4 separate regions of the Mus musculus genome follow, and all the other regions are linked to region 2. The links are chromatin loops, found by intact Hi-C in ENCODE. Cell type or tissue: left cerebral cortex. All regions are shown on one strand. Region 1 overlaps Gm32098 (a long non-coding RNA gene). Region 2 has its middle 20 kb from the start of 2310008N11Rik. Region 3 has its middle 44 kb from the start of Gm39149. Region 4 has its middle 53 kb from the start of Gm32098.

The links. A loop is a pair of places that touch in the nucleus more often than their neighbours do. Peaks named below come from ENCODE experiments on the same cell type or tissue, not always from the same donor. Only the 100,000 strongest peaks of a DNase experiment are listed, where the experiment ranks them.
Region 1: a loop joins it to region 2, with 2.2 times the contacts of the local background. A loop is called at or near these places in 2 of 42 quality-filtered maps.
Region 3: a loop joins it to region 2, with 2.3 times the contacts of the local background. A loop is called at or near these places in 2 of 42 quality-filtered maps.
Region 4: a loop joins it to region 2, with 7 times the contacts of the local background. A loop is called at or near these places in 3 of 42 quality-filtered maps.

Annotation. Positions count from the first base shown.
Region 1 is chr8:26,683,507-26,691,506 of GRCm38, reverse strand. All of the region lies in intron 2 of Gm32098 (a long non-coding RNA gene), which reads left to right. Among named protein-coding and RNA genes, the nearest start is that of Gm32098, 11 kb to the left of the region's middle. In left cerebral cortex, CTCF peaks have their summits at 2,185 and 4,216 (motif pointing left); a DNase peak (open chromatin) is centred at 4,214.
Region 2 is chr8:26,799,961-26,807,960 of GRCm38, reverse strand. No RefSeq gene overlaps it. Among named protein-coding and RNA genes, the nearest start is that of 2310008N11Rik, 20 kb to the left of the region's middle. In left cerebral cortex, no CTCF peak of the experiment used is centred here; DNase peaks (open chromatin) are centred at 2,992 and 3,592.
Region 3 is chr8:26,531,621-26,539,620 of GRCm38, reverse strand. No RefSeq gene overlaps it. Among named protein-coding and RNA genes, the nearest start is that of Gm39149, 44 kb to the left of the region's middle. In left cerebral cortex, a CTCF peak has its summit at 3,934; DNase peaks (open chromatin) are centred at 3,641, 5,431 and 5,965.
Region 4 is chr8:26,747,743-26,755,742 of GRCm38, reverse strand. No RefSeq gene overlaps it. Among named protein-coding and RNA genes, the nearest start is that of Gm32098, 53 kb to the right of the region's middle. In left cerebral cortex, no CTCF peak of the experiment used is centred here; DNase peaks (open chromatin) are centred at 3,901 and 7,110; H3K27ac peaks cover 1,233 bases.

The sequences.
Region 1 (8,000 bases), 120 kb after region 2:
AAGAACAGGAGTGTATGGAAGACTGCATCGGGGCCCAGGAAGTCCTTATTGCATCTTTTGTCTTCAGTCTTTCACATCTGCCTCTGCCATAGCATCCCCGTTTTGTGTTCTTACAGCATTTTGTAGCCATCTCATGTCTTGAATTCGCTCATTCTCTTTCCTGCCCATTAGCTGCTTTTCTCCCTCTGTTTCGTATTACCAGTAGAAAAAAAATCCTGATGAGCACATGTCCGGTCCCATCAATTACCAACTAAGGCCACAAAGTACAGCCCAGACTACAAACACAGGTGTCATGCCCTTCTTGGGTGAGAGGGCAGATGGCACCCTAGAGGGGTGAGATGGGAAGCAGTGGGTGAGTAGGTAAGAATATGTAGGTCAGGGCTGCTCTTTGGTCCTTCTAGTATCGGATGAAGATACTTCAATTGTCTGGAATACGGTTACCTCATTTGCAGCAAATTCTGAACAATCTAGGTTTTTCCATCAGAAAGACTGGATTGTGGTCACTCATTGTGCTTTGACTATTTTCCCATCACATTTCTAGTTATGCTCATAGAATCAGCAATGCTTCTGGTCTCTGTGATTGAAGAACCTTCCTGTTGTAGGGATTTCTCCTTGGGTTGACTCCCTATCTGGTACCCTGAGTGCCAGGAGGTGGGAAAGTGAGACAGGCTCTGTAGTAGGCCAATGGGTATCCACAGTCTAGAGCAGGAGAGATTTTTCAATTCATCTTTTGCATGCATGGTATCTGTCAAGTATGTGATATTTAATGAAAGCCTTTTGAGCAGAATAAATAAAGTCAGTTTACAGATGTAAGCAATTCACAGCCAAGGAGCAGCTCAAAGAGACTTTAGCTTTATTATAAATAAGAGAAATAATCATAACAATATGTTTCTCCTTGCTCAGACATTCCTATGACACCGTTTCTTCTGTTCCTGCCAGCGGTGTCTCCGGGGACTTTGATGACCTCACCTCTTGTTTAGTTTTGTGGTGCACCTCAAACAATAGCTTGCAACCTTATTTATGTCCCCTGCTTACAAGGCAGGCTTGGGTCAGTCAACCCAGGTGCTGCTGATCTTTGGTAAAGGCAAGAAGCTGGCTCCAGTCACCAGAGAGAAAACCCGGACTTCTTCCACAGTGGTGTGGTAAGGGTAGAAGGGAGATGGTCACCTTCTTCCTGCTAGCCCCAGGCTCAGCCCACTAGGCAGGGCTGGAGGCTAATGCCAATCTGGAAGGTGGCCCACCCCTGCGAACTAGAAGGCAACAAATGAGACGAAATGAAAAATATAATGATGCATATTATATTAATCATCCTCCCTTTTTCTGACACAATAAATCTTCTCTTTAAACTCGTGGTAGCGATTGCAACATCTTCCTCTCTCCTCGAAACAGCACAGATTAAGATGAAGTGATAGTGCTGTGTCAAAAGAGAGCTTTACTGCCACACTTGGGATACAAAGAGAGAGGTTAATTTATCATCGCTGGGGAGAGCTGACAGGAGAGAGATATACAACCGAAAGGGGATTTAGCACAGGGCCAAGAAACTTCACACTATTTTTACCATCTGTCACATGCTCTAATAAAGCAGGGCAAAATATGAAGAAAGGAAAAATGAACTATCAAACACTGATGTAATGCAGCCCATAAATCTAATTTAATTACTTTGCATGGAGACAGGTCCTCGAGTCTGTGTGAATATACTGGATTTTCTTGGCAACTTAACAACTAAGTGTTTTAATAACATCACACTATAATTTATTCTGCTTGAAACACAAAACCCCTTTTGTGAGAGTTTCATTTTTGAGAACTGTTAATTTTTTCGGCTAATGTCAAAACTGGCATAAATTCACATGTGAACTTGAAGCCTGACTGTGAAAAAGGCTTAGGTTACCGCATGCCTTTTTATTGTTCCACACGTCCCCTGCTTCTGCATGCATTAGAAATAATTGGTCTTTGTTGATGACTTAGGTGAGGAGAGTCGTCTTGCAATTAGATTTTAATATAATGACAAAGGGTGTGTGAGGGGGGAATCTTTGTAAAATAAAAGGAGCTAAGAAAACCCAGTGAGTAGAGGCCCTGTTCTCCAGTGAAAAAGAAAAAAAAATTCAGTGCATGATACTCTTAGAAGCAGAAGTAGGCTGTGCCCAGAATCATGAGAATCCCACACAGGACAATGTAAGATCTCAGGGCTGACCAAGACACTGGGGCTGCAGGTCTGCCCTAGAGGGAGCCAGTGGGAGCAGAAAATAAATAAAAAAATACAATTAATATTCATCATGTGTCCTCCCGAATTTGGATGCAGTTACAGAAATTATTGTTAATAATGAAAGCCATATATCAAAGGCTATAAAACTCATCTGGGCTAGGACACTATTTTTTTAGGCTCTGTTCTGAACCATTAAAGATGACATATTGCATTTGTGCGCCTCTGTGTATAATAAGATACATTTAGGTCTGATTCTAACCTAAACTGGCAATTTTGGTATTGAACTTGAGTCCTTAAATGGGGGCTGTGACATTCCAGTCCAGAGGAGGTCAGCAGAACCCATCCATTCTCCCATGACCTCACTCAAACAGGGCAGGATGGATGGGTAATTAATTTGTTAGATCATCAGTGATTCATGTTGGAAAAATACAACACAGAGGCTCTTGACAAATTCAATTGAAATACAGTGGGGGAAAAGGATACGCATCCCCCCCCCCCCCGTAAAACCTCAAACCTTAAGCGTAGAGCAAGACAGACTGTGCAGTTCATTTATCTATTCCTTCAGGATACTTACTTTATAGAAAGCCCTGTAGGGTATATACGGGGAGCACACGCAGTCTGGTAACAGAGATACAGGGATTTGGACACTCCCAGAGCTTAGAAGCCATCTGTGGAGTTTGTGGAGGAACAGGGCTGGAGGTGTTTGGTCGTGATACCTGATCTGGATAAAAACAAGTGCCTGAATTGGAAGATTCTAACAAGTCTAAGTCCCATCAGGAACTTGACCACAATGTCTATACTGTTGACTCTTTGCTCACTGCCACCAGCGATGTGGTGTATGCTAAAAGTCCCAAGCTGTTCAAAGACCCAGAAGCCTGGAAGCTGAGAGGTTACGGGGTTTTGTTTTGTTTTGTTTTGTTTTGTTTTGTTTTGTTTTGTTTTGTTTAGAGAAGTAGTTTCAAATATATTTCTCCTGGTGCTTGTTTCTGAAAGTTCAGACTCCCCAGATCAGACCTGGAAAACACTCAATTCCTGTGGTTTCTCGTTCTGTTGAATTTGTGTGGGAGAAAAATGTACAGCCTTGAACTCTGAATGAAGCCCAGTGTGGAAGCAGTGGTTTTCAGTGGTGCCATTTCCAAAGCTCTCATTGCTGTTTCTAAAGACTTCCCACGTATTCTGTTACTGACCCGCAGCTTGGAATAGTGAACATTAAAAATTAAAAAAAAAAAAATCCAGGCTGCCAGTATTTACTTATGAAATGACTGGGGAGAGCCTGGCAAACCGGCTGCCTGGAAATTAGTGCACAAATTGAAAGTTTGAAGGCTTTTTGTTCCTGGCATTTTGACTTCCTCATCTGAAAAATGGGGATATTAATACCTACCTCCTGGAGTTGTTGTGAAGATTAAGTGCCGCTATGTATGTAGAGCATGGAGCACAGGAAAGGGATGGCTGCAATTATTATTTTATTATAATTATTTAGATTTCATACCCTCCTCTTCCCCTGTCTTCCTAACTTCCCCATTTCTCTCAGTGACTCTCCTCCACTCCTCCCCTCCCCCTACTCTTCCCCCTCCTCCCACTCCTCCCCTCCTCCCACTCCTCCCTTTTCCCCTCACTCCTCTCCTTCCACTCCTCCCCTCCCTTCTCCCCCTCCTCTCCCTCCTTTCCATCCCCTTCCCCCACTCCTCTTTCCCCTCACTTCTCTTTCCCACTCCTCCCCTTTCCCCCCCTTTCCTCCCCCTCCCCCATTCCTCCCCTCCTCCCCATCTCCTTCCCCCACTCCTCCCTTTCTTTCTATGTATCCCCCAACTCTTCTACCCTCACTACCTTCCCCCTCCTCATTGCTCTCCCCCAAGCTGATTTCCTCACAGATTCTTAGGAATCTGCTTCATTCAGTCCTCCCCTCTCCTCACTCTTCCCCAGATCCCCTTATTCCTCCCTCCTCCTTTTCCAAGTTTCTCCTCCCTCCATATACAGGAATCCTCTTCCCTCAGCCTCCCCCTTCTGGCCCAGCAGCAGAATGCAACCAAGCCACTTTCAAAAATAGAAAACAAGAAAACAAAAAAGCCATCTTCAAAAGAGGAAATACAAACAAACACCAAAACAACCAATGCCATACATGCCCAAAGATGACTTAGGCTATTGTTCAGAGATGGCCCTTCCTTGGGAAGCACTTAGCAGAAATAAAAGGAGTACCACACTGCTCTGGGGTGTGAACGCAGATGCAAAGGAATTTGAATTCCCCAAAGCAGAAGAGGAATGCTTTTACAATCAAAGAGCACAAGGAGTAGGAAGCTTACCAGGAATGAAAAAAGCCAGCAAAATTGATTGTGTGGTCTCCCTTAATCCATAGCTATTAGCCCAGGTGCCCATATGAGGTGAACTTTGACCTCTCATAGAAAACACTTGTGCTTGAACTCTTGGTGCTAACCCTGCCACTTGGCACCTTTGTTTTAGCTTACTAGTAAGGATGGCATCATTTATATGAGCAGATGACAAGGGCACTCTAGACCTAAGTTGCAAGTGTCCCAGCACCTTGTGACATGGGCAGAAAGGAGATAGAAGAGACACAAAAGGCCAGCACACTCCTCTGGAAGGTGTGGGGTTTTCAGGAAACACCTTCAAATGTGCACTGGCCCCAGATGCCTCCCCCGACTCCCCAGTGGTGTTCAGACATATTGAGTCTTCTTGGTTCATCTTTGCATTCTCCTCACTTGCTTGCTAATGTGTCACTATTGAGGAACACTCCAGGGCCACCATCGATGGTTCTTGCTACTTCATTGAATCCTCATAGAAAACCTTTAGAGTAGGTTTCTCCTCTCGTACATTTCACCAATGAAGGAACTGCAGCAGCCCAGAGTGGCAGGTGATGACCTAAGCCTACCTAGCTCACAAGTGGCCAGCCTCTTCTATCTGTCCCAGTGGCTATAATCATGACCACCATCTGAGGACAGGCGACATCTACCAGGCAGGGCACACCGTTAAAGTGTATCATCTCAAGCCAGTCTTGACACCCTGACTCTAAGAGACAGGTATTGCTTTCGTTTTACACAGAAGCTCAGAGAGATACTTAAACAGGCGGTAACTGTTGGCTATGATGTGGAATTAGATGGGCCTGGCCTCCACTCATGTTCTGTTGCTTCTGTTAAATCTCTAAAACAGAGGCTCAGCAGAAACCTGCCACTCATTTCACTTGACAGCTTCTGCCCTAGTAAGTGATGGTCCGGGACCTCTCTACTCCCTGAACAGAATGAAGGGCTTATTTCTACTGCTACAGTGGTGGAGTCTGAACATAGAGATGGTTTTGCCACCCAATTAGGCATGGAGCCAAACCTCAACTAACCTCATCACTGTGGATGGGAGTGACTGATAAACACAGGGATATCTCATTTTAATAGAACCCCAAAGCCAAAGCAACCTGGAATTAGAGAAGACCTTGGGGAAGGTATATTTATGGGTTTATATTGAATGTCTGTCTGTTTGTCTGTCTGTCTGTCTGTCTGTCTCTGTGTGTCTGTCTCTGTGTCTGTTTTTCCTAGTCTCTCTCTCTCTGTCTCTTTCTGTCTCTCTCTCTCTCTCTCTCTGTCTCTCTCTCTGTGTCCATCTCTAAGACAAGGTTTCACTATTATAGCCTGAGTTGGCTTTGAGCTAAGTATCTTCCTACATCAGACTCCCGAGTGCTAGGATTGCAGGTATGTGTAACCATGCCCAGCTCTGAGCAACTGTTCTAGTATCTTCAGAACCAGGGTCAACAAATGTTTTCTGTAAATTCTGTAAATGGTGAAAGAGAAAGAGAGAGAGAGAGAGAGAGAGAGAGAGAGAGAGAGAGAGAGAGAGAGAGAGAACTTTATGCCTTTGTGGTCTGACAGTCTCTGCCACAGGTACTCAGGTATGGTGTGATTGTGTGTTAGCAACCACAGCCAATTCCTGCATATGCCAGCCAGGCTATATTCTAATGAATCTTTATTTCCGATTGCTGAAGTGTGAACTTCACGTCATTTTCATGTGTCACAAAGGTCATTCTTCTTTTGATTTCCCCAACTACTTAAAAATGTAAAAACTATTTTTAGCTCACAGGCCACATAAAAATCCACAGTAGGCTGGATCTGCTTTAGGGACAGAGTTGATACACTTTGGCTTAAAACATTCAATTATGTGTCAGTCATTAGAAAATCTACTGTATAAATCAAAACACAAAATAGTAATCTATGTTTTGTGGGGGAAGGAGGGCCCCAGTGATTGAGATCTCCAAATACATTTTGTACCCTGCACGAAGAAAGAAACATTCTGTGTTGAGGGTAGCTACTAGACCACAGGGAAACTAGACCAAGGGCCTACAGGTAGATTTCTGGCCATTTGAGCAATGTTGATCTTTTTCTGCCTTTCTTCTTTGGGATGTTTTTTCTGATATGATCCTTGCTCTACAAGGTGCTGGCTGCCTGATCTTCTGACTGGTTGCAATCTTCTCACAACAAGCCCTCTGTTCTCCTACAGAGACCCCATCCTGACTCTCAGTGGCTTCCTCTGCCTATGTCATCCAAAACTGGAAAAAGAAAATCTTGTCATTTCTGAAAGTCCCTAAGGCTGCGACCCTTTATTACAGTTCCTCACATTTCTGTGACCTTCAACCATAAAATTATTTCCTTGCTTCTTCGTAACTGTCATTTTGCTATTGTTATGAACAATGTAAATATCTGATATGCAGGGTATCTGATATAAGACCTCTGTGGAAGGGTTGTCTGACCCCAAAGGGTCTCAAACCACAGGTTGGGAAATGCCACCCTAAGTAGTTCTTGGGGGACCTGAAGGAGATCTTCAAGGCCCATCAATGTAAGATACTCAAATGTCTGAAGGAACCAGTTATTTTTTAATACATCATTTTTGTTAATTCTTTGACAATTCCATACAATATTCTTTGATCATCTTCCCATGCCCTCCTCTAGCTCCTCCCAGATACACCTTCTCAGGCCCTTATCCTCTCCTGACTTCCTGTCTTCCATTCACTGGAGCATGGCTAGCCACCAGGGCCTCACTCTGAAAGAAAACTGGCTCTCCTTCTCCTAGAAGCCATCAAGTGTTAATACCTGCTTTGGGTGGGGCCTCACAGACCCCTCCTTCCTACCTCTGTGCTCGGATGTTGACTAGCTTGACTTTGTGTAGGCAACCACAACAGCCCTGAGTTCATGAGTGCAGACGTTGTATTGGGTCTAAAACTCTCTTTCTAGTGTTCTCCACCCCGTGGCTTCTGCACGTTTCCACTCCTCTTTTGAACTGGCTCCAGAGCCTTGATACAGGCTCTGTTTCAGGATCTATGGGGGTGATACAGACTGAGTTCACCACACTGATCCTCATACTCACGGAGTCCCTGCAATTGGGTCAGCTGTAAGTTTCTGTGTTGACCACTGTCCACTTCATAAGGAAACTTCTCTGATCTCGAAAGTAACCTATTGGTATAGTCACAAATTTCAAGGGCAGTCTAATGCTATGTCCACTTAGTAGAATAACAGACTGATGCTATGAGTCTACCCATGGGACCTATGAGACCCCCAATTATGTGTCCTTGGCCAGATGTACCATACCAGGTATGCATCTCTTTTGGTGGATAAAGCCTTAAATTCAACCAGAAAGTGGTTGGTTACACCCATAAAATCCATGCTACTACTCTATGGAAATTCCCGTTATTGTTTTACTTCACAGGGTTCATAAGCAGATAAGAGGTGAGCCCCTTTTTCCATCAGCAGACTGCATAGAACCCTCTAGTGCTATGAAAGCTAGCCAAGAGATAGAAGGGCTTTCT
Region 2 (8,000 bases):
AGCAAGAGGCTGCTCTCCCATAGTGACAATAGATGGCAGTCCCATTTGGTCTCAGAAGACCCAAGGTTCTCTCTTTCCCAACGGGTGCTTCCCCAAAACCTCCAGGACTTTCCCATTCTCCAGCCTTCTGTTAGTCAAGGATCCTGTGATTCTGCTAGCTCCATAATTATCTTAGTTTGACATGGCAGGAAATGTTATTAATAGTCAGAAAGCAAACTGCATGTCTTGCCTGGTGTGGGGCAGAAGAGGGAGGTAGGAAGAGCTAAGCCGTGGGGCTGCACGTGGCTTTCAGACTGTGACAGACTACTTGAGTCCGGATGGATATGTGTGTTAGCGCCCCCGGGCAGATAGCCTCTGAGCAGGCATGCGAGGGCGGGCCAGGACTTGTAAGTGGAGAGCAAGTGATGGCCCAGAAACTCATTGTGGACCGGCATATTCCATATCTCCACTTGTGTTCACCTGGCTCTCAGTATCCACACAGCTTCTCTCCCCTACTCCTGTGAAGTCTGGGGAGCTTAATGAGGTTTGTCCTCACAGAGAATGAGGACAATGGGAGACAGGAGACTGTTGTCAGTGTAGGCGCTCTGACTCCTTGCTTCGGGAAGGGGCTGTGGAGAGTGGCCATCGAGGACCTGTTGGGATCCACCTCTTACTCTGAGATTTGTGGTCTCTGAGGCAAATTCAGACTTGAGAAGGCTTGCTCTCTCTCTTCACCCCCTACCCCTTCGTTTTCCTCCCGCTTTTCATTGCTTTGGGCATTGCATTGTTGAACTCTTTTTTTTCTTCACTAGTTCCCAGAAACTCTCGCTACAATATCTTCCTGAAGGGTGACACTCCTTTAACTGGGGATTAGGTGACACGGAACAAAAAACAAAAATCTGGGGAAATGGAGCAGAAGCTAAGATCAAGGCTAGGGAGTTAAGAAGGCTTCTGAGACGCTAGAATTCTCTTTCTGAGAACCATTATTCCTTCAGGACGCCCCCGACCCTATCTCTAGAGCCCAGGGCCTAGCTTATTTTTAGAGGCAGAAGGACAGGTGAGGAAGGATCATCTCTAGCCTTCAAAAGGGCCTTGCTCTCTAGGGAGATGATGGAGCCTCCACACAGAGCCAGTCTCTCACCCACTTCAATAGCACATGAATTCAGGTGCACTGGTAGCCGCAGAATCTGAGGCATGGAGTTAGGAGTCTCCTCTCCCTGCAACCAGGAGGCAGCTCTGCTGTATCCTCCCCGAGCAGAGCAGAAAGATCAAGTCCCCTGTTGATGGTTCTACGGGTGTGGCTGGGTGAGCCATGCTCCTGACCTGGCAACTGTGTGAGATTATCTCAGGTGAGAACTCTCAGACATCAAGAGACAGCATAATGATTATGGCCCCGATGATGGAGTAACTGTGGGAATCACCCTAATAATCCCTTAGGGGTGTGTCAGCCTCTCAGAGGCTACAGGCGCTTTCATGAAAATGAGCTCATATAACCTCAGCCTACTTCTGTAGGCGGAGAGATCTAGTGGGTCTTGCGGAGTAGTTATGTAGGGAAAACTGAGGCACAGGGCTTATACTGTCCACTCTGGCCTCTATCACTGAGATACTTGAGTCCTGGAAAAGTGATTTTTTTTCTTTTATGCTAATGTCCCAATGTGGGTTAGTGACATATACAAAGACACAGATTCATGGGTATGCATGTATATACATAAACACAGACACACACACACAGACACACACACACAGACACACACACACAGACACACACACACACACACACACACACACACACACACACACACACACAGAGACACACCCCTGTGAGTTCCAAATCCCAGTAGCCTTTGCTCCAGCATACAGTCCCGAAAGGCTCACCCATGTGTCCCCTCCCAGATCCCCTCTCCCCTCTCCTGTGCTGGCACCCATTATTCACCAGCAACAGGAAGCCAGCGGGAACAAACATACCAGGGAAACTGGGATGCCTTTCTTTAAAAGACATTGGTGTGTGCCACAGCACAGGGACACAAGCTGTTGTGTGGCTGATACATTCTGTCAGTGTCCTGATCTGCACTGGGTCAATGGTTACAGTAGGGGAATTTTCTAAAACCCCTCCTCCAAGGACAGCTTTGCCTGTCCTGCCTGGCAAGTTAGGCCACTGTCACTCCAGGCAATTGGATTTCAGGGGCCAAATGGGAAACAGGAAAGCAGAGGGTACTTTCTGTTAGCCGAGCCTTGAGCTTCCATCTCTGCTTCGTCATTTCAGCAGGCCAGCAGGGAAGAGTGGGGGCAGGAGAAGGGGGAAGGCGGGGAAGAAGAAGAAGGAGGAAAAAACCCACCAGCCCAGCTGGCATTAGTTCAGAAAGCTCTCCAACTCACACATCTGGTTCTTATATTTCAAAGTTAATTAGTCATATTGAGGCTGTCTGAAGATAAATTTATCATCCAGAAAAAACACAAACAGTTTGAAAAATGAAAGGAAGTGAGGTGACACGGCTTGACGTTTAAATAAATCATTTTAACATGATTAAAAAACTTGTCCTGTCTGACACCCAGCACTTGGGTACTTTGTAAAGATTTTTTTTTCCTTTCCTCTTTTTTTCCCCCTCCGACAAAGACAAGTCCCTGCTTGGTCTACAAAAGCCCTTACCATTCAATTACTCGGTACAATCTTTGGCCAATTGCTTTTCTGAGTGACTAGCAGGGCATACAGCCCACAGCTGGCCCTACTCTCTGGGCTGGCAGCAGGGGGCCTGGGGTATGCAGTGATTATCCCAGGGGGAAAACTTGGAGCAAACATTAAGGGCTTTGGGCAACTGGAGGGCTTTCCTGAGTGAGGAGAATAAGCTCCTGACGGTGTCCTCTGGGCCTCGGCTGATTGAGCAGGAAATCCATCCACGACCCGAAGAAGAAAGATCTTCCTGCAATGCCTGGACCAGATGTGTCCTGTTCCTGACACCCCATCCCTGGGCATGTACGCCAGCTTGGACTCTTAGGTTAATGGAATTAGGATGGAGACTTTCTCTGGCCAAGCTAGAGTGGGCAGTGGCCAGATGGGGTGGTAACAATGTAAGACACCACGAGCTTTCCTGCACTGGTTGTTTTAGGAACAGATGGGAAAACCTGGAATCCAGCACTCTATACATCCAGAAACACCATGGTCCAGTTGACTCACTCACGCGTCCCTCCCTGTGCTGGGCCCTGTCAGCGAACCCACCTTGTGCTCTTTGCAGAGGTTGCTGGCTCCTGTCCTGTCCAGTGACTGACAATTCTCCCCTGTCTGCTGAGCAGTGCGAGCAGATCCCTGGGTGGCTGTCTCGATGGTGCTGGTGGTATGGCAGGCGTTCTTGATTTGGCAGAAGAGGGTGGGGCAGGCTAGGGTTTTCCCTAATCCCAGGAGAAACTAGTCCGTGGGGGCATTTCTTCTAGGTGGCTTCTCCTTGGATTGTGTTCTCTGGGCAGGAGAGGTGTGATATAATACAACTCGCGAGCGTTTTCTCCTATTAGCAATTTGGTCTCGTCAGTTTTGTTAATGGGATAACAAGAGGTGCTGGTTATGGTGCAAAAGCCTCATCGTGTTGGTAATTTTCACTGTAACATGTTAGCAATCTGTCACTATTTGTTTCCAGCAATACTGGCACAAGCCTGCTTACAACGGGGGCTTTCATTTTCTCTCCACATTGCCAGACTGTTCTTTCTGTCTCTGGCTAGGTAGCTTCCCCTATTTCGAGCTGTCTCTGTCCATCTGGTTCTGCAGACTTCCACGTCTGCCCATGTTTTTCCCTCTCACCTCCCTGACAGCTACTTCTAAGCTTGCATCAGAGGGAAACACCATCTTCGGTGACCTGTGATTGTGGAATTCCGGAGCTAGGAGCCCCGACTGTCATTACCGCTGTCGTCTGTCAGAGGGAGGACAAAGGTCCGGAGGAACAGGGTCTTTCCCTAGGTGTCACAGTTTAGATGCAAGGTCAAGCTTCATGATTTCAAGCCCACCATGCATTTCTTTTTTTTGGGGGGGGGTAATTGAGATAGGGTTTCTCTGTGTAGCCCTGGCTGTCCTTGAACTCACTCTGTAGACCAGGCTGGCCTCAAACTCAGAAATCCTCCTACCTCTGCCTCCCGAGTGCTGGGATTAAAGGCGTGCGTCACCACTGCCCAGCCAGTCATGCATTTCTAGACGCATTTGTATGAAGAAAGCCCGGTGGGTTCAGAAACTAATGTTTCCCACTGGGGATAATATCCTGGTGAAGGTAAAGTCACCGAAAGGCTCTTTTACCAAGCTCTTCCGGGAAGGACCCTTTAGCCAAGTGATTTTCTGGAGAGATGCTACAGTTTTAGGGGCCTGCCTCTGGGATCAGGAAGGAATCTTGAGTGACTCTTGCTTGGCTTCAACCATGGTCACCTGTTGTCCTGCACAGCAGTCCTGGTCATACATCGCTGCTTCTAGTCCTGCAGTTTGTAAGTCCTGTACCCCTGCTGTACCCCCCAGAAGTATTCTACCTTGCCATGTTCATTGCTGGGGTGGCTAGGAAGCCTTCATGTTGGAAGCATTCCTCCCCATAGCTGGAATCCTAGTATATGGAGACCAGAAGACTTACCCCATCATGTTAAGATGACTAATTCTGAGGGAGAGGACTCCAGTTTGAGTCCTAGATCAGCCATTAAATCATTTCAGGACTTTCCTAGAAGGGAGCCTTTGGCCTTGGTTTCTTTAACTTTAAAATGGGGATTGTTTTTTTTTTTTTTTAATAGTCTGCTCATGGACTTTTAGTAGGGAGGAGACAAAGGTCTGTACAGTCATGCTGAATGCTTGAACCCACCAAAGAACTATGCTATGAACCAAACACACAGCTTGTTACCCAGGAGTGGTAAGGTGATACAAGTCCAATCTCTGACTGTCTTCAGAGCAGTCCAGGGGGAGAAGATGCCTGTACAGTCACAGTCACTGTGGAATCAAGGGGATTTGTTTACATGGACGGTCAAGAGGAGTCTCTAGGTTAGAGGCGTTTAGAGCATAAGATGGATATTCAGATTTCTGCAGCAGGAAAAAAGAGAGTGCTTGGACGTGAGTGTTTAAGGCTATCCCAGGATTGCTCATGTTCCTTGTGTCCAAACCGCCCTGTGAACTGTCCAAAGCTTCCTTGATTGCTTCCGATAAAGCTACCTGCTGACTCTGAAATCTTAAGAGTAGTCTCATCACATGTCACAAAATAACAAGCATGGTTCACAGAGGAGGGCAAGTCAGTAAAGACATCCTGGAAGGGACTGAATGCTTCCTCAGAGTCGCCTCTCCACCCTGCCTCCTTCCAAACGTGGCATGGCTGTAGTATTAGTACTGAGCTGGCCCAGCCCTCATCTTTGTCTGTCCTTAAGGTACTCTAGCTGTGAGTTCTGCCTGCCTGCTTGCCTCTGAGTTTCCAGACTATGGTGTGTGTGTGTGTGTGTGGTTACATGTACATGTGTGTGAATGCAACCCTACCATATCCTTCCATGCACTCTAATCTCTGCTTTGTAAATTGGAAGGTTGAGGTTTGAGGCCAGGTCATTTAGCTTCTGTGGGCTTCAGTTTCCACCCACAGTCCTTCCTGTGACCAGCCCATGCTCACTCTGTACCTGGGACCCCTGTAGCGGAGTGTCTGGAGCGCGTTGACTCCGGTGTTTCCCTCTCATGAGAGAAACGACCTCTTTTTCAAACCATTCACCCTCGTTAGAAAACAAACTGCCTTGCTGTTTATTTCTTCTTCTGGAGATTGAGGAAGGTGAGGGCGGGGCCCTTCCCTCCTTGAGTCCTAATGTCACGCACAGCACGTGTGCTGTACCCACCTGTTGGCTGAATGTGGAAGTCTGCATGGAACGGCCATTGATGGCTTCCTCTAGTTGCCTCTCTGGGTTTCTGTAAAGGTCACTAATGGTAGCTGTGGAAGTAATTTGAAAATGTGCAAAGAAATATGCCAAGTGTAAGCTGTTAACATTCCTCTCCCAGGGGAGGCAGAGGATTTTTTTTTCTCTTTTGCCAAAATATCTCAGTTGCCTTGAGGTTGAGCCTGGCAGAAACTGGACCCCTCCCAGGTGTGTCTCTCCCACCTACACAGGGACACTTTGAGCCAGACCCTGGCATCTCAGGGGAACTTAATTCTCTTTTAGGATGGTTCTTTTGTGTCTGTTGTCACTCCGGGCTGGACTGGGAGACAGTGGGGAAGAAAGATATTGCGGGGTCTCTGTTCCTAAGCGAGTCACACTTGAGGGGTGGACAGAGGCAAGGCTGATGTGCAAAGGAGGACATTTTAATTTAGGCATTCCCTGGAATGGGCCCAGAGAGTTTAGGTGCTGAGGCAGTTAGGGGGAAGCAGGGATTCACCCTGCAAAGAGGAAGCTGACAGAACTGTTTGGAAGAGTAGGTTTACCCTTCTAGGAATGGGGTGAGATTTCTTAGAGCAGTGCCCTTCTCTGCTTTATTGCTCATCAGCACATGCATGCACACATGCACTCATGCACACATGCACATATGCATGCATGCACCCACATCATTTCCCACAGGTGCCTTTTTAGGCAGTTTTTCTTGATCACCCCTAACACACACACACACACACACACACACACACACACACAAAACTTTAAAATGTCTAAAATTTGAAAGCCATACTTTATTTTGTATATGCAACAGCACTACAGTAGCATATAATAGAGTGATTTACTGTTGATCTAAACACTGGGCCATTTCAGGTTGTGAAACTGGCCTCCCTAAACGCACAAAACAAAGCCTGCTTTTCCTAAGTGGGTCAGGGCGACGGACAGATGTGCTCTGATTTCTCTTGTCTAAGTTCTAATGCACTGATAGCCAATGGATGACAAAGGAAGCCCAGCTTTGACCAGCACCATCAAAGGAAGAACTCATGTTGGGTTCTTAGGAGGAAGCAAAAATAGTTTCTTCTGTGTCAGTACTCAAAAAGTTGAATCCACGTATCTATAATGAAATATAAAAAAAAAAAAACTATGACAGAAAAGAAAAGCTTTATATTGTCTTTCGTGGCTCATGTGTCCTTGTGCCTGCATTCCACCCTTCTTTATCAACATTACTCTTTTTTGGTCTCCTTTCTAAATGTTAGAATACACCCACCTGATGCCTATATATATGTCATATACATATATACATACATACATGCATAGATACACACCTACCTACATAATACTTGAATATATACATACATGCATACATATGTGCATCTATTATCATGTATGTATATACATACATATTATACATTTTATAGACTAGGGTATGAGGGAGAACATATGGTCACCTTGCTTAATATTGTGTTTTTCAGGTCCATCCTTTGTCCTGCAAATTTCATGATCTCATTTTCTTTATAGCTGAGTAATATTCTATTATATGTGTATGTATGTGTGTGTATGCACACACATGTGTGTATGTATGTATGTATATTATTATTATTATTATTATTATTATTTTCCTGGAAACAGGGTTTCTCTAAATAGCCCTAGCTATCCTGAGACTTGCTCCATAGACCAGGCTGGTCTCAGACTCAGAACACTCACCTGCCTCTGCATCCCGAGTGCTGGGATTAAAGGCCTGTGCCATCATATACCTGCCTTACAGATATTTCTTTAATTGTTCATGTGTGATAGCAGATATAGCAACAATAAACACGGATGTACAAAGATCCCTATGCTAGGACACGGGGCCCTCGGTGTGTGCATCCAGGAGAGGAATGGCCTGTCCCATGGCAGTTTTATTTTTATGTTTTTGAGGGACCTCTGTATTGATTTCCATAATAGCTTTCTTCATTTGCACCCCCACTGGCTGTGAACAGGGGTTCCCCTTTCTCCACATCCTCCCCAACATTTGCTATTCATTTCCTTGATGATGTATTCTGGCCTGGATGAGGGGTTATCTCAAAGTAGTTTTAATTTGCATGTTCCTCACAGCTGGGGATGCTGACTGCTATATAAGGCAATTAGTTACTGGCGGGCTGCACTTCTTCTCTTGAAAACTGCCTGTTCATTTC
Region 3 (8,000 bases), 270 kb after region 2:
CACCGAGAGAAAACGTCACAGAAGTGGGATTTTGCTCCAACCAAGTCATCAGGGCTCTTCCTTGAGGCAGGACAGCTTGATCAAATCTCATGGAGTGGAACATTCACACTAACCTGAATTAGGATCCTTGCTCTAGTGGATCTAATGTAAAGGATGTAATGGATCTAATGTAAAGGATGAATGTGCAGATTCTATCTCTATGCCTCACTTGTAGGGTAATAGGTACAGAGTTCGTTGCTATGCAATCCTGACATTTCTTTGTTGGCTGGTTGGGTTGATGTCTTCTAATAGAAGCAGAGTCTTTGTGGTCTTTCCATTTCGGTGTTAATCTTTGCCTTGTTTGCTTTGCAAATAAAGGACAGGGCAGTGATTATTATTACTCTGTTTTTCTCTCTCTGGATATCGGTAGGGCTATAAGGAAGGCCATACCCCCCACCCCTACATGCTTTAGATCCTAGTACCTTTAAGGTCTTTACACTGCTCATTCATCTTCTAGGGACCTAGTGAGATTTGCTCTAGGCTATATATCAGACTAGATTTCTACCAACTGAAACACTGAAATTCTTGCTCAAAGTATTTCTTCTGTGGCTAGAGAAATTCTGTAGGTCAGATCTCAGAGTCCCCAGACACTTGACCTGAGTTCCCAGAATGGGCTGTGCAGGAACAAACCTTTGCCTCTAGAACCACCCAGTCACTGGGCATCAGTGGTCTTTCAAAAAGGATTCTTATCTCTGCCCAATTCAAGAGGGGATTTTTGAGGCCATTACATGTGAATCTGGATTCTATGATTCCTATGTAAGCAAATCTACTCAGAGTCCTCCATTAACAATATTTTTGAATCTCCTTCCACTTCGGTTTCTGCTTCTTTTCCTGCTTGCATTAGTGCTACAGTTTCCGCCCCCTCCCCCCAACACACACACACACACACACACACACACACACACACACATTCACACACACTCTCTCTCACCTTTAAATAAGTTGCTACTGAAAGTAGTGAGTATATTTCTTGCGCTTTTTGTCTTAAGCTGTGGTTTCTACAGTGTGCTCACTCGGCTTTAGATCTGAGCATCCCTCTTTGGTGCTGAGCTTTCCTGAACGAACCCTTCTGCAGTTGGACCCATTCGAGTTTCCTTTGCCCCTAACACCTGTGACTTTCTGTGGTTACTCAACTCATAGGATAGGTGGCTTTTCTTCTGGTGTGCTAAGACATCATGACCAAGGCAATTTAAGGAAGAAAGAGTTTATTTGGGTTTCTGATCCCATGGGGTCAAAGTTCATCATGGCAGGAAAGCTCGGTAGCTAGTGGCAGGCATGGGGCCAGGAGCATGAAGCTGAGGGAATCTTGTCTTTAACTGCAAGCAGGAAGCAATAAGAGTGGCCTGAAAGTTGTCTGAGACTTTAAACTCTCAAAGCTTGACTCCATCCCAGTGATGTACTTACTTCCTTTAATATGGTCACACCCTGTAAATCTTCCCAAACAGTGCTACCACTAGGGACCCAAGACTTTGATCAAGTATCTAAGCCTGTGGAGGGCATTCTCATTTAAACCACTGCGTGTGTCTATTATCTATATATCTCACTATTCCCTTGAGATTAAAGTGACCTGTGCATATTATCATTTGCTATCTGTTCTATCTCCCTATTTTAAAAATTATAGCCATTCTAGAGATAATAAACAGTAACTAGATCAATGTGATATTTTAAATTTTATTTGCCTAGAATCTGATGATGCTAAGGATTTTTCCTTCAGTTTTTGTCATCTTAATATCTTCGAGAAATATCTATTCAAGTCCTTTGTCCACTTTAAAATCATGTAATCTTTTCACTATTTGACTTGTAGATGTTAAGTCTTCTGGATATTAAATCCCATTTAGATATATAATTTGTAAATATTTTATTCTATCCTCTGGGTCATCTTTTCAGTTTCTTAATAGTATTGTCTGATGTATAAAGTTTTCTGTTTTATTTGTTGCTCACGATTTTGGTACCATGTCTAAGGATCTTTCATGAAACCCAGAGTCATAAAATACCTCTTATTTTTCTTTCTTAGCTTTTGTATTTAGGTGGCTCATCTAGCAAAAGCTAATGTTTTCATACAGTAGAAGATACACTCAAGTCTCATTCTTCTACCAGGGAAAAATCAAGTTGTTCTTGCACCATTTGATGGAGAGTTGATTCTTTCCTCAGAATGGACTTGGCCATCTTGACATGATTTCATAGATACTGTGTGAATGTACCCATTTTCAGATTTGCAAATCCTTTTCACTAGCGTATATACATGCCCTGTATATACAAGTATCACAAATGTTTTGAATTCTGAGCATTTGTAGTTAAGTTTTAGATGTAAGTCTTCAAAGTTTCTCTTTTCCCACTGAGAGTATCTTAAGTACCTACAACTTTTTACAAGGCCAGTGCAGCTAATGATTAGCTTTTATATTGTTGAGATTTTTGTTAGATACTGAGTCCAGAGGACATTGAATAGTACTAGCATTTTCACATCTTAATTTTTCATTTCATAAATATGGGATATATTTCCATTAAGCTAGGTATTTGATTTCTTTCAGTAATATTTTATAGTTTTCAGTGTACAAGTATTTTACTTCCTTACCTAAATTTATTTGGGGCTAATTTATTTTTTAGATGTTATTATAAATGAAATTGCTTCCCTAATTTTCTTTTCAGATTGTTCATTTTAAGTTTACAAAACCACAGTAATTTTGTGTGCTTACTTGTACACTACAACTTTGCTAAATTTATATATTAGTCATATTAGCTTCTTCGGGGAGATGTTGGGTTTTCCATATATAGATTTTACACTGTCCCTGGATAAATTTGGTTTTATTTATTTGCTTCCAATTTGGATTGCTTCTTATTTCTTGCATCTCTAATTATTTTAAGTAGAACTAGTTGGCTGTTAGCAGCATTGAAAACAGGCATCTTTATCTTTCCCTTGACCTCAAGGGAAAGACTTCATTCAATTGTTTGCTATTGAGAATGATGCTAGTTAGATTTGTGTTGTTGTTGTTGTTGTTTGGTTTGGATTTTTGTTTTCTCATAAATGACTTTGACAATGTTGAGTGAATTCTCTTATGGGTCTCCTGTAATTTATATACCAATACAATTTTATATTACTGATTAGTGAGTGGTTCAGATTTTCCCTTCCACCTTCACATTTATTCACCCTGATTCTTTGATTAAAAAAAAAAAAAATTCCTGAAGCTTAACTTGAGGAAGTTTGCTTAACTTGCATAAACTTTCTGTTTGAAATCTTGTCTCGTGGTCATTTGCTTCCATAGCTGTGCCTGTGGACAGTAAACTCCCTTTACCGTGGAGGGGAGATTACCTTATTCATGTCCCCATTCTCAGAATCTATGAAATGTTTTCACAAAGAATACTGGTTGAGAAACAGTCTCTGATAGCTCAGCTTCTCCTCAGTGATCTTGAAACCTCTGGCTTTGCTCCCCTCTGCCCTACATCATGAGGGAGTGCCCATCCCTATCTGAAGTTTGACACGAGGCAGAAACCCAAGCCATCGCAGCAGAGGCTGTGTGGCTGCTCCAGGATGGTTACAACACATAAAAACCAAGGCTGAGGACAGCAGCCTTCCTACTTCACAGCTCACATAGGAAGCATGTGGGTGCTCACTGCTAGATTTTTTCTCTGGCTGAATCATCTTATGCTTGTTTAAAAACTCTGCAAATGGGGTACTGCTCGACTGTTTTCTTTGTTTTCTGCTAAATGAAACAAAACAAATGAGTAATGAGCAGATGATGTCTGTGCAGAGCACTGCTAGGAACTCTAGCAGGACACAAAGAACACACCCGACTATGCCTGCTTCTTCACCCATTTGCAATAAGGCGAGGAGAGGAGGGTTTTTTGGCCAGATTATATTGTAGGAGAGTGTAGTTTCTTATTGCTGCCACAAGTGCAGAATAATGGCTTACTACCGTAATGATGGCTTTTCAACCCAGAATTGCATGGTTCTGCATGGTAGATATTCACCTTACTTGCTGGGATGTTTTGTATATACTGGGCCCAGTGAGTGGCACTATTAGGAGGTGTAGCCTTGTTGGAGTGGGTGTGTCGCTGTGGGTGTGAGCTTAAGACCCTCATTCTGGCTGCCTGGAAGTCAATATTCTGCTAGCAGCCTTCAGATGAAGATGTAGAACTCTCAGCTCTGCCTCCACCACACCTGTCTAGATGTTGCTATGTTCCTGCCTGGATGATAATGGACTGAACTTCTGAACCTGTAAGCCAGCCCCAATTAAATGCTGTCCTTATAAGAGTTGCCTTGGTCATGGTGTCTGTTTACAGCAGTAAAGCCCTAACTAAGACACTTGCTAAACTCTAGGTGTCTGCAGAAATGTGTTACTCCTGCGGATTCTAGGATAATCTGCTTCCTGGCCTTGCCCATGATCCCAGTCATCTCACAATTCCAACCTCTGCTGTTCATTACATCTTCTCTTCCTCTATCTCCTGCTTCCTTCTTTCACTTACAGAAATCTATGATTGCACTGGGCTCGCCTGGATAAAGGAGGGGAAGCCTCCACTCCCAACCATCTAATTGTACCCTCAGGGTTTAATGTTGCCCCCCTGGTGATTAAGGCATGAACCCAGGGGAAACATAGGTCCTATGCTTTCAAGGATAAAACAGTCTTTCTCTAATAGAGAAAATCCCTTGCCACCCCATCCATGGCCAAGTTCATATAGCAAGCTATCCTTCCACTTCAGGATCTCTCTGCAGTGGAGTAAGAGAAGTGAGACCTGGAGAGAAGTGACTTACCCAAGATGGCATAGCTAGTAATTGGCAGGATTCAGACAGCACATAAGCTGTCTGGTCCCTATAATGCTAAGATTCAAAGATGCAGTGACTGCTGGTAAAGGGGAACAAGCGAAGATGCTATAGGAACGGGTTATTACCCCAGCCTTCTTTCATGGCCATACAAAACCCTAGCCATCCAGACATGAATAACCCTGTTTCCAGAGTTTGTATAAAAGTAGCTCCTTTTGAAAAAGCCACATATATTTGTCATCTGTGTCTTGTTACTGTCCTGGGGGAATCTAGTCTCTTATCTTTCATATCCAATTCCTTCCCTTTATATCTTCAAGTCAGCTACTCCAATGTGCTTCATAAAGTTTGAACCAACAGGGAGTTTCTTCTGAACCCAGAAGACCCTCAGGGATTTTGGAAAGTTCCAGGGCTCAGGAAACCCCATATCCCCAGCATGCTCAAGTCAGCAGATTGCTTTTCCCCTGAGTTCAGCCATTAGCTCCTGCCTTCTGTCATTTTGTGCCCACACACGGTCTCCACACAGACTTCCAGAAACAAGCCTCCTGCCCACCCTCGCCGCAGCAATGCTGCTCTCTGCTCGGAGTGACATCCCTCTCTGCCTGCCACTCCCCCCCGTGTTGTCTGACACTAACTCGAAGACTGGGGCTGGAATTTTGTCGTTGCTATGGAAGTGGGATCCAGCTCAGTCTCCCGAACTTACAGAGTGTCCAAAAACACACACGGCATCTTGCGCTGACACACCACTGACAACCTGCGATGACGGGGATGTACTTTTGAGTGTCATCTTGACAGGAGCAGGAGCCTCTATCTGCCGGCCCACACGCTGGGCCATCTGTCTCCCAAGATTGTGTGCACACCCCTGGCTCGGATCCTGAGCCTGCCTTGCAGGGGGCTCGTCCTTGCCTGGCCTGGCGCCTACAAAGGGTGAGAAGGCAAGAGTCCCCCACCCCAGTACGTGGGCTGTTTTTCTAGAGGAAGGTGAGCCAGGGAGGGATGGGAAAAGCTCAGGGCCATCTATGGCTTTAGCATTGCCAAGGTCACAGTGGACATTTTAGCTCGGTGACAGGGAGAAGAGCCAGATCGCCTGCCTTATTTGTGGCCTAAAGGCACAGCTTTGGGATTTCCTTGGCTCTTGGAAAGGCAGCCCTTTGGGGAGGTGCCAGTATTTCCAGGTGGCATGGGGAGGGCTGCTCAAGACACGTGGATTCCTTTGCTTCCTGCCTCCAGCTCCCTCTGTGGGGAAGGATGGAGGAATTCCCGGATTTGGTGGGTATCCCAGCCAGCTAATGTCACCAGTTACACAAGATGAAAATTAAGGGCCTGAAGTTTGGAGAAGTGGGATGGTGGGCCTGTGAGAGGAGAAAGGAAAGATGCAAATAGCATAGAAGAGAAATTCTTTTCATCATTTCCTATTCCAGCCAGTTCAGTCAACACCCTAGGTCCCAATTCTCTCCCAATTAGGACATGGGGCATGGGTTTCTGTCACCTAAGGTTGACATGAGATCTACCATGTTGATTTAGTTGAGAAAGGACAGACAAGCATACAGTCACAGGGCTCTGCTCCTCCCCATCCATGGCTCTTTTCATTCCTCACTGTGTATTCTACCCAAGGGCTTTTTATGCTCAGTTTACCTGCAAATGGCATCCCAGGACATTGTAATCTGTATTCTACTCGGAGATAATATCTTTTGGGGGGGATACATCTTTCTTTGAGTTTCTTTTCCCCACTTTTCTACCTGGTTAATATGGGTTCTTGGCTTTATGCCTGCAGCTCTTTCTGAGTCCTAAGGAGTCTGTTGGCTGGGCATCAGACTGGACAATGCCAGTCTCTGTGTGGCTGAGCCCTGAAAGCAGCTTCGTCCTCAGCCTTGAACTCTCCTCCCGAATGAAGGAGACCATTCCCAACAGCTATTAGCCGAGAAGGATTTGGCTTGGGTCGTCTTCTCCTAAAATACTCCGCACACACATGGTGATGGCTGTCAGCCCTGTCTAAGAAGATGGATCTTCTTGTCTACATCTGGTACCAAGGCTGTCACAGACGGGCGGTTTCATGAAGGAAGTGAAGCTTGCGTTGATCAGCCGAGGGGACTTAGATGCTGGAGAGGTGGCCAAAGGTAAGACAGGGTGATCTGAGCCAGCTGTTGTTTGGCTCAGGTCATTCCCTGGTTATCAAAGCCTCTGGGGTTGAAGGTCACGCCTTCTTATCAGGCTTTGAATGAGACAGGTTCATCCCCTTAACTGGAACTAGCTAGATAAAACCTCGTTCTAGCTAAGTGAATCTCAAAATCTACACAAAGGAGTCTTCTGGCAATTCATAGGACCTCTTGCTGCAGCAACAGCCTATCTGTAATTGACCTTTTGGGGGGATAATAAATAATCAAGTAGAAAACCTTCAGCAAAATCATCAAAGACAAAGGACTAAGAGAGTGTAGAGAGCCAGGGAAACAACTTAGCTCTAAGTCTTAACACACATCAACTTTTCAAAACTTCCCCATCTGTATTTTGGGAAGTAAAAAAAATCGTTTTTTGCTGATTTATGATAAAAATAGAATTCATTGGATATTAACATGTATTTGATATGTGAAAGCTCTGAACAATTTGTCTTGAGCACTTATAGATGACTTGACAGAAATTCTATCTAATTTGCTACTACAGAAAGGGGCTGAGTCCATCTGATTTTAGAAACTCGCGTTTCTTAAGTTTGAGATTGTTGGAAATGAGTACAGTGTTGACCAGCCCAAGTGTGACGGTCACTGGTTATCGGTCAGCAATGATTTGGAGTTTGCAATATTCCCTAGAGAATGGAGTCATTGTGTACCTCTTGGGGATCTTGACAGGTCTCCAGTAGGAGTCTTATGAGGCAGAGAAGCACCTCTACCAGGGACCTGGGAGGTGAAGGAGCACTTCTATTAGGGAGCCAGGAAGTGGAGGAGCACCTCAACCAGGGAGCTTGAGGCTACTGTAGATTTTGAGACATGTGATTTTACAAGAGGTATTTTCATGGGATCATTAATCTTAAATATATCAGTACAAAGAGAAAAGGAGAGGGGGAGAGGCAACCATAGCCCTCAGAGTGTTTGAATTCACAGCAGTAACAATGACATTGTTTGAAGATTTTACTAAGAATTTTGAAAGCTTTCTAGTGCCTATTTGAGGGGATACCTCACTGAGTACCAGTGTCTAACTGACATCTGTTGAAATACAC
Region 4 (8,000 bases), 52 kb after region 2:
CATCCTAACTTAAACGTAACAAGTTACCTAAATATTCCAATCTGCAGGTTGTTTTTATTATTTTTTTTAATCTGTAAAATTAGTAATATCCATTATGGGCAGGGTTCTCTAGCAGGTATTTTTATTTCTTCTTAGAAGTGGTTATTAGTTTTGAAAGCTTAACGTTATATAATGAACTAACTGAGGCTTGTAGACGGTAAGTCATTTGTCTTTGGAGGTATTATTTATCTAGTGTCCATCAACACTGATATTTACCTATTGTCCATCAACGCTGAGACAAACCCAAGCCTGTATGACTCTGACATCTGATTATTTTCTACTTCATCATCCTGGGTGTGTGGTGAAGAGAGAAATGTTGAATTATGAGGATTAGAGTCAGAGTGCCCAGTGCATGCTCAGCACACAGAATTGTAGGTGTTATTATTAATTATGCTTAGAGAGGCTTATTTACTCCTATTAATTAGCATTGGGAAAGTCTTGTCATGTGATACCCATCAGGAGCCTTGTTTGGAAATTCCCTGATTGGCAAAGAGTAGAAGATCAATAAATGCTTGTGGACATGTCAAAGATGTTGCAGTTGATGCACATTAAAGGCCTGATGTCATCTGCATTGGTAACTGGATGCTGTCCTTTAACACTCTTATCACAAGCACTCTGTTCTGCTTCTGAAAGCTCTGAAAGGGATTTTATGTTAATTTCTGAGAACTTTATAAATTATGTCTTGATTGCATTTATCCCCTCTTCCATCTCCTTCCAGATATATTCTCTATTTCATATTCAATTCACTTTATATTTTCACTAAAAAAACCCTATAGAGTCCCCTTAGTGCTGCTTATCTACTCTTGGGTATGTGGTCATCTGCTGGAGCTCGTTAGACATACGAGGGACCACACCTTTAAAGAACGCTTATGCCTCATTTCCTGGCAGCTTTCAATGACCAATAGTTCCTCAGCTATAGATGGCACTTCACCTTCCTTTTCTACCTCCATGGAGGGATTTTGTGTGGCTTGAGTTTCTACATTCTGTTACATTCTGCTAGGAGTTCATAAGCAAAAGCTGTGTTGCTGTGCCCAGAGAACAATGTTGCCTTGTAGATATTCACTGCCTCTGGCTCTTGAAGTCTTGTTACCTCTTCTCCCATGATCCCTGAGTCTTGGGAGGAGGGATATGTGATATGGATATCCAATTTAAGACTGAGGACCCCACAGTCATTTATATACGCCAATCAGTAATTGGTCTCTGTGTTGACTACTGTCTACTGCCCAAAGAAGCTTTCCTGATGAGGTCTGAAAGATGCACTAGTCTATGGGTATAATGACAAGTCAGGAAGCAGTGGTTGTAGGTTCTCTCCTAGGACCTAGGACCTATCTAGTTTTAGGTTCTTAGCATCTATAACTATGCCAGATATGGGTTCCATTTTTGTGAACTGGACATTAAAATCGATTGGAGAGTGATTGGTAGCTTCTGTGTCATTGGTGCCACTATTGTATCAATGAGCATGTTTTTCTAGGTTGATTACTTTTATAACTCATAGAGTTCATAGCTGGATAAGATTTTTTAACCTCTAATTTTTTATAAATATTTATTTGTACACCTTAACTTAAAAAGTATAAGTAGTTTGGGGGGGGGGAAATCTCAAGCTAGAAGAGGTAAAGTAGTTAATGAGGATCAATAAATCTTTTGTGTATGCTTTCATATAAAAATAAAAGTGTTTGACAGCTGGATAAGAGTGGCAACCACTTTCTCATCCAGCAACATGCGTAACCCCTGTGAAAAGCGTTACTGTGAAAGCTAGCTAGTGAGGTTAAAGCTCCCACGTCAGTAGCAGCTTGATTTCTCCATGTTGAGGGGCTTAAGTACGTGATGTCTTCAGCAATACGGTCTCACTATGACGTTCTGAAGGATAACCAAGAACAATGGCAGTCACCAGCAGTATTTGAGGATCACTGGCCAACAAGTCCTATAGTGGTAATCCATAGGCTATTCCCATTTCTTGGCTATTGTGAATAGAGTGGCAACTTTTATAGTCCAAGGCAGGACAAGTAGCTGAGAGGTGGTGAGTTCTCCTTCTGCTATGGAGAAGTGGGATGATGCCATACCAACTTTCTATAAACAATAACCATAAGCTCTAGACAAAACTTAAAAAAATTTAAAATCCAAGTACTCACAGCTATTGATTTTAGAAGATTCATTAGCTAAAAGGAAGAGTATGAGATAACTTTTCTGGTTATTAGGAGCACATCTGAAGTTAGCATCGCAAGGGGTAGCTAGGTCAAATTCCCATAGGAAACCTGTGGTACCTCTGGCTTGAAGAAACAGATGACAGAGGTTTGGGCAACTAAAGTTGCTAAATATAAACCCTGTGCAAATCTCTGGCTAATTTGAGGATTAAGTGCATATGGGGCACCATCCAAGCAGCTCAGCTAAAGATAGAAGAACTGAACTGAGATTTAGAGAGCCGCCAATGAGATAGTTTGTCACCTGAGTCTTCTATTGCTACAACTACAGCTCAATAATCTTCAGAAAATACAACGGAATTCAGAGGAGCCACAACACGATACTCACAATGTCTAGAAAATAATCCAAAAATTTAATACAGAAAGATCAAATGGATGCTGAGGAAATACAGTCCATAAAAACTGGTTATTTAGTCCAAATACTGAATATATACTCCCTAAGATAACAGAATGTATGACTCCAAGGAAGACAAGATGAAATCTTAGTGGAGACACAACACACTAAATAAAACTGCAGAACAGAATGTTAGAAGCAAAACTGCAGTGAGCACTTAAGAAGGATGGCTATGACATCAGAAGATTCTGTGAAATTACAGAGCGAGGAGGTAAGAGTTTCTAGGCCTAAGAATAGAAGAGAACAAACAAACTAATGAGCAGCATCTCAGACACTGTGAGACAAAGTCAGAATGTCTAACACATGCTCAGTGTTGCAAAAGCAGATCAGAAAAAAAAAAGAAATAATAAGTAAAAGTATACTGTACAAATGACAAAAAAAATCACATGTTATACATATAAAATGTCACATGTTACACATATAAAATGTTACATGTTATACATATAAAATGTTACATGTTATACATATAAAATGTCACATGTTATACATATAAAATGTTACATGTTATACATATAAAATGTCACATGTTATACATATAAAATGTTGAAAATGACAAGTAGGAATCAATCTACACAGATTTCCCAAATTTGATAGATGGCCTAAGTTTACATATTTAAGAATTTTAGTGAGTCCAAAGCAAAATATACATGTAGAACATCATGCTGTGCAGCCTCACAGAACAACTGTCCACAAACTTTGAGAAAAAAAAAAAGAGAACTCTTGAAAATCTTGAGAGAAAGGGTGTAGTAAATGTAAATCAATAATCTACTGGGGTTCAAACCACGATGGAAGCCCGTATCCAAATGGATGTATGTAAGAGAATAAAAGAGACCAGATTACATCCAGTGTGAATATTATTTAACAACAAAGATAGCAGAGGGACCCTTTTTGATTAAGCAAGATTGTTTGAACTCGGAAAAGCCCCTCAAAGGCCCATATGCCAAAGGCTTGGCCTCCAGCTTCTGAGTACTGGGAGCTGCTAGAACCATTAAGGTGTGAAGCACAGTGGGAGGAAGTTAAATCATTGGGTATGTGCCTTTGGGGGACACACTGAGATATCCCTGTGTCTGTCTTTGCTCTTCTGCCACCATGAGGTGATTAGACCTCCTCCAACATGCACACCCTACGTGCCATACTGTGCCATCTCAGACCCCAAGCAATGGCGCCATGCTGACACACAGTGACCTCTCTGAAACCGTGGACCAAGGCAAACCTTTCCTACTTTCAAACTCATTCATCTCAGGTATAAATGGAATGCTAAGCCACCCACACCACAGCAGATGTTGCAGAACGCTTCAGATTCCGAGAAGAAGCTACCATATGGAAAAGTAGGTCTTCAGGAAGAAAGAGCATCAAAATGGTAAGTAAATACCTGGTATAAATAGAAAACAGCATTTCTTATTTCTTTAAAATGCACATACCATTTTATAAATTATAATCATGTCTTGTAGGGTTTTTGGTACAATTGATGTGCTGGATGATAGACTCAACATTTGCAATGGGGTGAAGTGGTCCAGGGGCTGAATGAGTGGCAATGTTTTCTTATATTTTGCATAAATAGTACAATATTAATTCTCAGAAGACTGTACATTTTAATGTCTAGAGAAAAGAAGATTGATTCATTGAAGGAGCTTATGTGGAAGTTGCTTATGGTGATCTCAATGGCAAATCCTGTTGATTAATTGCTTCTATGTAACGTTGTAAAGATAAAAGAAATTCAATGAGAACAGCCAATAGGGAAACAGGCGAAAGGCCCAGAATTGGCACAAGACATCCCAAGACCAAGTTTTCAGCACAAAGGAGATTTATTTGCTCTAAAGGAACAAAGGGAAGGAATAAGAGACAAAGACAAGAGATAGAGACTGAGAGAGAAAAGAAAGGAACAAGGGTGATGGGGAAGGGATATTTGCTCTGGAGGGACAAAGGGCTGCCTCTGGATAGAGAGGAGACAGATCTGGCCTAGAGGCAAATGGTACTTTATAAAGAGAACAGAGGAAACCTGTGTTAGGATGAATTGCTTTGTTTTGATTGGCCATGTTAATTAGGTAAGCCAAAATGGGGCTTTTGATGCTAGATTTCCATACTTTGATAGCTGGACCTTGGTAGCTGGCCCTGGGAGTGAGGGAAGAGTGAGGGGGAGGAGGAAAGTAGCCAAATAAGGGACTAGATCTTGGTGGATCTTTAGGAATTGTTAGCTTTAGGAATGTAAGGCTCTTCCTCCTTTAAGTTGTTTTCCTCAGGGTAAGCAACTAAGGCATGAGGGTCAAATCAAACCAACTCTGGGGAGTGTGGCGGTCTCTGATTTTGTTTCATGCTATGATGTGAAAAGTGTCGTGGTATAAAAAGGTTGTGGGGCTGAACATCCCTTGACACAGAGTGAGAATACGAGGTTATCTTCCTGCTTGGCACTTTCTGAGCTGTGTGCCTTTAAACAAGTCACTAACCTCCTTGAGCCTTAGTTCATTATATGAAACATTGAGTAGTGATCTCCACCAATGCTCCCAAAGGAAATAAACTCTGTTTTCTGAGTTTATTTAGTGCTCTGATTAGAAGGAGGTGGTTGAACCCTATGGTTCCAAGTTGAGTCTTAGGGAAAATGAGTGATGACATTTGTCCAAAAATCTTTGTTCTTGGTTAGGTTCTGTTTTCTTGTGTGGTATAAATTGGCAGAGTGTAGTAACCATCTTTAAATTATAGCTCTGTGACTATAGCTCTGTGTCTTTGGACATGTCTCATTTTCCTCACCTGATCTGGGCTCAGATAATATTGGCATGGCATGACAGGGGTGACCAGTTGTCATTATTGCTTCATCTCTGAGTGGATAAACACATTTATGTGGGCTTGCCAGCCAGTGCCAAGGAGGAGTGGCTTTGCAAATAGTTCTCATTTTGCCTTAGAGAAACACCCACCCTTCCATGAACAAGCCTGCGTAATCTTTCTTTGAAGACATGATATAGTTTTGGTATTTTTTTGTGGACATGTCCAAAATTAATTGAATAAATAACCCAGAGCAAGTAGGAACCTGTATGGCAAAGATGAAGGAGCCACAGGATGGAAAGATGCTAGGTCTCCATTGCTGCTTGAAAGAGAACTGCACTGCTCATTAGGGATACCGTTTAGAATTAGTATACGTGTCCGATACATTATTGTTTTGTTTGTGTTATCACACATTTAGTGTTTTCTTTTATAGCATTAGCCAATTTCGGAAGCACAAGTCATGCAAAGCATCTGGCATGGATCAACTGTCACTTATTAGGATTAAAGAAGTTAAAGTATTCTTCCACTTGCAAACAATGTTCTTTAATCAGATCTGATGGCTACATCACCCTTGCCAAGGCCGAATTTCTGTCATCCATTCCTGTGATTTTTGTTTCTCCAGTAGATGAGGCAGTGGTAGCAATACAATATCCCCCCAGAGGCACTGAGGAGTAAGAAGGAAGGAAGGAAGGAAGGACAGAGGCGAAAGAACTTGGCTAAGAATTTCCAAAAATAGCAGACGACGGCTGAGCTGGGCACGGGGCACCAAATTCAACTCCAAAGCTGTTCTTGAAATCAGTGAGGAGTTTGGAGCCATTATTAGACAAGGAGGCTGGGACATTTGCTTGGGCAGAAGCTGTTTCTGTTAGAGCCCTTCTGTCATGTCATTTAGACGTTCTGTGAAGATGTGTCTTTGACTGTGAAGGGCAGCCTTAGGATTGGAGGATGTGGGGCCATATAGCAGCAAATATCCAAACTCAGCATCCCTTACGAGCAAGGGCTCAGTGGGATAGATAGTGTTTCCTCTGCATCTCAACCCTTACACACGGATGCCCTGCCTTTTCCCTTTCTTACCTCTCCTTACCCAGATCATAAGGCACCATTGCAGGGGCTGCTGATTGACTTCTGGGTTTCTGGTCCAGGAAGTTCTGAGGGCTACTTAAAAAGCAGTGCTTCCTGCCCTTGAGGTAGGGCCCTGCTCCTCTCCCAGAACTCAGGCATCTCTGAGAACTCCAGAGCCAATCAGGCTGATAGGACATGACAGCAAGGCAGCATTCCAAGCCAAGTCCCAGAATGAAGTCCCAGGATGAACTTGGAGTGGGCACCACCGGTGATGAAGGGACATAGAGAAATAGAAATATCCATACTCAGAGGAGACAGGGTTCGGGATGTCACAGAAAGGGGAAGGGACTAGCCAGCTTCTGAGAATGGTGTCCAGAGGAACCCACTTGGAGTAAAGGCAGAGTAGACGCTGGGAGGATGCCTGCCCTGTGCTGGTTGGTGCATCCTGCCAGGCCGTTCCCGTTCTACCCTCACCCCCCCCCCCCCCCGCGTGATGGTCAGCACAGCCAGCTGGCTGATCTGCTCAGCACATTTTCCTCCAGTTCTGTTCAGCACAGTCTTCCCTTCAGCTCAGCTCGCTCAGCACATCTCATTCCTGCCTGACCCAGACCCCTTGAAACCATTTATTTCTCTTGGAGCAGAGGAGTTTGTGGTTGGTCGTGGCCTCTCTGCCGATACTTACCAACAGAGCACTGTTTCTGTCTTGCATCTCTCCCAGGGATTGGACCAGCTCAACCCACATTCCAGAGCATCTCCTTCCAATGGTTTAGTTCTGTGCTGCCTGGAGTGTTCAGAGCTTGTCCAATCCACACCTCCTGTTCTAGCACACTGGACCACCTTGCTTTTGTTAACCCAAGGCGCTGATGTGTACCCGTTCTCTCTCTCTCTCTCTCTCTCTCTCTCTCTCTCTCTCTCTCTCTCCTTACAAATGGCTCTGCAGCAGCCCTGGGAGGGCTCAGCCGCACCAATCACGTCTCCATGGTTCCTTGTTAGCTGCACTCTAAGCAGGAAAGTGACTGGGCCTGACAATATAATTTACATTGCTGTATAAAACTATCTGTGGAAGCCAAGCTAATTTGTGCCAGATTAGGCTATTTGTCTCAGCCACTGTCTCGCAGCACAATCTATCAGAGGGCTGTTTTCAAATATCGCTTTTCAAGCGTGCCCTTGAGAGGCAGAAATTGATTGGGATCTTAGAGAGCAAAATTACAGCAATAACTTAAAAGAAACAATAATTACTGAATCATACCAGTGTCAGCACTCTGGAAAACACGAAATAGCCATCAAACCCCAATCCAATATATTCTGAAGCGAATTTATTGAATGGAAAAAGCAGTTGAGTGAGGGTTTTTTCTCCTCCCCCCTCCCCTTTCCCTGTACATATGGTTATCTCAAAACCGCAAGCGAATGAGTCGATAATTCTTGTCACTGACTGCTCCATTTTCGCCAGGCAGAGGAGCCCCATTAGCTGCCTGCTGCCGCACCCGGCTCCCTCTCTCTCTGAATCCTTTCCCCTCGCCATGGCCGATTCATTTGCTAGTCTCTGCTCT